Regions from separate parts of the Homo sapiens genome. Here region 1 is linked to region 2. Evidence: chromatin contacts called from ENCODE Hi-C or POLR2A ChIA-PET data. All regions are on one chromosome and are shown on one strand. Each heading gives the region's core, a stretch centred on a gene start or an enhancer-like site at or near the end of the contact. The rest is flanking DNA. Distances are from core to core; before and after follow the strand shown.

The links. A loop is a pair of places that touch in the nucleus more often than their neighbours do. ChIA-PET counts read pairs that join two places held with the same protein, here RNA polymerase II (POLR2A). Pooled maps may share reads with other maps.
Region 1: a pooled map shows a loop between it and region 2 (1.8-fold over the local background). The contact joins two enhancer-like sites. A Hi-C loop is called at or near these places in 1 of 50 pooled maps. POLR2A ChIA-PET finds 5 or more read pairs at or near these places in 2 of 52 experiments (activated T-cell and naive thymus-derived CD8-positive, alpha-beta T cell).

Annotation. Positions count from the first base shown.
Region 1 is chr1:67,331,908-67,334,607 of GRCh38, reverse strand. All of the region lies in intron 8 of IL12RB2 (interleukin 12 receptor subunit beta 2), which reads right to left. Among named protein-coding and RNA genes, the nearest start is that of IL12RB2, 25 kb to the right of the region's middle. Within about 2 kb of position 1,412, at least 4 of the 41 ENCODE cell types and tissues checked have a DNase peak (open chromatin) inside an H3K27ac peak, as active enhancers do.
Region 2 is chr1:65,207,476-65,210,175 of GRCh38, reverse strand. All of the region lies in intron 2 of AK4 (adenylate kinase 4), which reads right to left. Among named protein-coding and RNA genes, the nearest start is that of AK4, 61 kb to the right of the region's middle. RefSeq lists an enhancer at 2,639-2,700. Within about 2 kb of position 1,320, at least 5 of the 41 ENCODE cell types and tissues checked have a DNase peak (open chromatin) inside an H3K27ac peak, as active enhancers do.

The sequences.
Region 1 (2,700 bases), core at 163-2,662, 2.1 Mb before region 2:
ACTCGGGAGGCTGAGGTAGGAGAATGGCGTGAACCCGGGAGGCGGAGCTTGCAGTGAGCCGAGATCGCACCACTGCACTCCAGCATGGGTGACAGAGCCAGACTCCGTCTCAAAACAAACAAAAGAAGAATCCTTTTTAGTGACATGTGAAGATTACATAAAATTCCAATTTCAGCATACATAAATAAAGTTTTGTTGGAACACAGCCATGCCTGTTTGTTTAGGTATTGTCAATGGCAGCTTGCATGTGACAATAGCACATTTAGCAGTTGCGACAGATCGTATGATCCGCAAAGCTGAAAATATTACTATCTGGACCTGTAGAGAAAATGTTTGCCAATCCACCAAGCTTGACTGTTATCAAATGTTTGCTATCCAAAATAATCTCTAGTATTTAATTGTTCACACCTATCTTATCTTGGCAATATTTTTAAATTACAAATGAGTGCATGAATTTCCTAGCTTCTCAATGTGGGAAGAGGTGGCTGCAGCTGGTAACTCTTCATTTTCTCCCCCTTTAGGGATTATTCACCCCTCACCCTTGCTGTCACCATGATGGGGGAAGGTTTCTCCTTTACCACTCTGCCCCTCCAAAGTACGAATGAACATGCAACGATTCCTTTGTTAGCTGTAATAGAGTTGAGCAAGATCACAAACTGCAAATAAGACTTTTTAAAATGGCGGATTAACAGACAGAGACATATTGGTAACATAGCTCTAAGGAATAGCTGATTAATCAGTATTTTGGCATCTCTTCCTGGGTGTTCTAAGTGGTGAGAGATCACCTTCCCTCAATACCTGTGCATGTTCTCAGGCATGTCTGGACACCTTGAGCTCAAATTCAAGAATGTTTTCCCACTACAAGGAAAATGTGGCTGCTCTCTTCCCAGTGTCACTATCAGGCCTGCCTTTGATGGATGCTGATTTCAAGACTGTTCTCTTAAACACAGCAAAGTAGTTTCTTTCCTCCTATCCCTTACTTTTCGGTCATTTAAAAAGTGTTTTTCAGTGATAGGAGCTGAATTTAATGACATAGTAAAGGGCCCTATGGAGTAAAGGAAGCCCTAACCCACTGTTCAAATGATATAAACAACTACACCAATCCACCCGGAGATGTTACATTTCTCTCAATTTTGAGAAGCAAAGGCTGCAAAAAGGCTGACTCTGTTGTAGAGTCATTCACAGTTTTAGAGAGTACCTAAAAAAAAAAAAAAAAAAGCTTACTATTAATTTTTTTTAAATGCCAAGTTACATATGAGTACACATTGAAAGGGTTAAAAGGAAGACGTGTTAAAAAAAATTCACACCTTTTACGTTTACATCAGTTGGTGTTTCATAAAGAAACTGATGACAGAAACAGCGGGTAAGGGGTGAAAACCAAGCAGCCTAGAGTAAGAGAAAAAAGACCTACAACAACCCACAGAAAAATCAAACATAGAAAAGGGAGATTCAGAGACAGAAAGGAAGCCAACAGAGCTTGGTAAAGGTGGTGTATCTCAGAGTATGGGTTTCTCTCTTTATGAATACCTTCAGTGACTGAATAAGCCAGCTTCCTAGGTTCAATTCATAATCATCCATGAGTTCATAACCATAATGAGTTGCTATACTCATTGTTATGATGGTGGTTTATTTTATAGGAAATAAGAAAGTTACTGTGCTGCCTTGAAGGAATTTTAATTCAAAAGACAAACACTTTTTAAAAAAGAAAAGAAAAACCTTTTCACACATCTCTAACTAGGTCATTATCATATGTGAGTAAGAATGACAAGAATTCACAAGCCCAGAGTTTCCCTAGTTTATAGTTTAGCTTAATGTGATATAACTTAAATATTTTTCAGACTACTTACTACCTTGAACTTGGATATAAAATATAGCCCATTTTCAGAAGTTTTATCTGTACCACATATATAAACAAAATCTAATTCATGAGATAGTCTTTAAAAAAATTACTTTGACTATATATAATAAAACGATATTATGAGTAAGCTCTGGATTATAAAAGTAACAACCAGAGGGCAAGTGGTTCAACATTAAGAGATTTTATTATAAAATGAGTGGTAATAAATTATCATTTGTTGGATAAATTCACTTTTAGACAATTTTTAAAATATATTCTGTAATCCCAGCACTTTGGGAGGCCGAGGCAGGTGGATCACCTGAGGTCAAGAGTTCGAGACCAGCCTGGCCAACATGGTGAAACCTGTCTCTACTGAAAATAACAAAAATTAGCCGGGCATGGTGGCGCATGCATGTAATCCCTGCTACTTGGGAGGCTGAGGCAGGAGAATCACTGGAACACAGGAGGCAGAGGTTGCACTGAGCTGAGATTGTGCCACTGCACTCCAGCCTGGGTGACAGAGCAAGACTCTGTCTCAAAAAAAAAAAAAAATGCAATTAATACAAGAAGTAAGGAAGAATATAAGATTATTCTATGAATCATATATTAGGTATTATATTCTGCTAAAGGCCCTTCCGTTCCTTGAATGTCATTGATGTATGATTGCTAAGGATCATCAGTTATCAAAAGCCATTAGTAGCTCACAGAAAATAAATGCAACTTAATTATGAGGCTAGTTTACATGCACACATATCCATAAATTTCACAAATAAGAATTTAGATTTTGCACGTTAATGTTACAAAAGCTCCAGATAATGAACAATGGATTATATGCCAAAAAGTTTTTCTCTGAGTCAAATTTA
Region 2 (2,700 bases), core at 71-2,570:
GTTAGACATAAGGGCAAGTGCTCTACCAAGTAAGTAGTAGTATTTATTCATCTACAAGACTTTTAAAATATGGATACTCAGCCGAGAAGAATGGTCAACACCTACAGTCCCAGCATTTTGAGAGGATTTCACTTGAGCCCAGGATTTTGAGACCAGCCTGGGCAACAAAGTGAGATCCTGTCTCTACAAAATAATTTAAAATTAGCCAGGCATGGTGGTATATGCCTTTAGTCCCAGCTACTCAGGAGGCTGAGGCAGGAGGATCGCTTGAGTCCAGGAGGCCAAGGCTGCAGTGAGCCATGTTCATGCCACTGCACTCCAGCCTGGGTGACAGAGCAAGACTCTTATCTCAAAAAAAGAAAAAAAAGAAAAAGAAAAACATACTTTTCAGCCACAGATCCACTTTAAGGCTTCAGGGCATACAATATGAAATGGTGTCTTAAATGATGGATTCTATAAGGTAGCATGGGAGCTTCAGCATTCTTTAAATTGATCTACATCTGTGTCTCAAGTTGGGCTAAACAAATCAAAGCAATTCAGGTGTACTTCTCACACCAATCAGCCGCCAAGAACAGAATGTCAGATAAGGTACAGTCAGACCAGCACATTTTAAAGCATTTTTAGCTGAGGGTCATTATCCAGCCAGTAAGATCCCCTGTCGGCAGGGATCACTGACCAACTGGAGTAGAATGCACCCTCAAATTTTGTCAACAGGTGGCAGCATTTATAATTTTTCCATTTAGAGAGAATTACAAGTTGAAGTATGCTTTTACATTTACTAAAAGTAACACTCCAAGAAAGGCTTTCTAAATGACTGACTAGCGTTATTCTAGGTTCCTTAATTAGCCCATTCCAAATGTGAATATATTCCATTAATTGTTGAAGAAGTAGAAATGCCAAGAGCTAACGTAAAATAAAGATCATGTTTAAGCATGGACTGCTTGCTTTCCTCCCTTTAGCTCCTCAGAGGGTCTGTTCCACCGCATGCTTTATCATGCTTCCACACCAGACTATCGCTATCCCTCATCCCCTAACCAAGCCTAGAAAAGCTGCTCACTCTTTTCATTCAAACAGCCAATCCAGATTGAAAGCTGAAATTTTATATTTTTAAATTTCTTCCAGAATCTGTCTTGTTATATCACTAATTATGACATCTACAGGTTGTTTTTTTTAAGACCCCCCCCACAAAATATTTACTAAGTGCAGTGAGATATCATTAAATTCCTGACTGGTATTGTGTTCCCAGCAGTGCTGGCCACTGGGCCTTGGCACCTGCTCCTCCCAGCCATGCCAAGAACCCAAGGAAGGGCAGCTGAAGCAGGAGGTGCTGCGGCAACAAGCTGAGGCAGTGGTGGGGAATAGAAAGTAGGACACTTCTGTTTTTCTAATTTGGAGCGCATTCACTCTGCAGGAAGGGTGCAGAGCCAGAGTCCACCACCACGTTCCCAGGCAGCAAAGCAAGCCCTCCGCCTGATGGAAATGAAAGGGCAGTTCAGAAGGGCAACTTCCAACATCCGCCTGGGTTTGGCAGCTTGTGAAAAGGCTATGCGACATCAGCCCCCTTCCTACCTCCATTAAGATCTGGAGCTAACATAGTTGCTTCGGACCGCCCATCTCTTCCCAGTTGTTGAATAAGTAAGAACCAAGTTACAAATGCAAGCCATTGTTCATGACAATCAATCACTGATGATTAGCTTAAAGTTGAAAGCAGGTGGTTGGTTATTCTTCCACAGCCTTCCCTAGCCCAGGAGTTCAAATCACTCACATCACCAACTGGAAGCCTTAGTAGCAAATTAATTACCACCAAAACCTGCTTCATAAAGGCCTTTTCTCTCTCCTATCGTATACTTTCCTTATCTGTTTACACAATGTTTATTTGTACATGTATCAAAGACCTCCATATTCCATGTCATCCAGTTATTATTAACAGATGGTGAAAAGAAGCAGCAGCTGTCCTACTACGAAAAAGTAAAAAAACAACAAATGCCAGCAAGGTTGCAGAGAAACAGGAACACTTACACACTGCTAGTGGGAATGTAAATTAGTGCAGCCACTGTGGAAAGCACTGTGGAGATTTCCCAAAGAACTTACGACTATCAGCAAAACTATTATTGGGTATACACCCAAAGGAAAATAAATTGTTCTACCAAAAAGACACATGTACTTGTATGTTCATCACAGTACTATTCACCATAGCAAAAACATGGAATCATCCAAGATACCCATCAATGATGGACTGGATAAAGAAATGTGGTATATATTCCATATACCATGGAATACTATGCAGCCGTAATAAGAATGAGATCATGTCCCTTGTAGCAACATGGATGCAGCTGGAGGCCATTAGCCTAAGAGAACTAACTCAAGACCAGAAAACCAAATACCATGTGTTCTCACTTATAAGGGGTAGCTAATCATTGAATACACATGGGCACAAAGGTGGGCACAGCAGACAACAGGGACTGCTTGAACCAGGACCAGGGTGCAGGTTGGAAAGCTACCTATCAGGTACTACGCTACCTTGGTGACAGGATCATCTGTACACGAAATTTACCCGTGTAACGAACCTGCACATGTATCCCCTAAACCTAAAATGAAAGTAGAAGGAAAAAAAAAAAAAAAACAGCAGCTGTGCTCCAGATGTCAGCAACTGAAGTTTATGCTTCCTCCTACCACTCTGTGAGCCCCACACTCCCCACA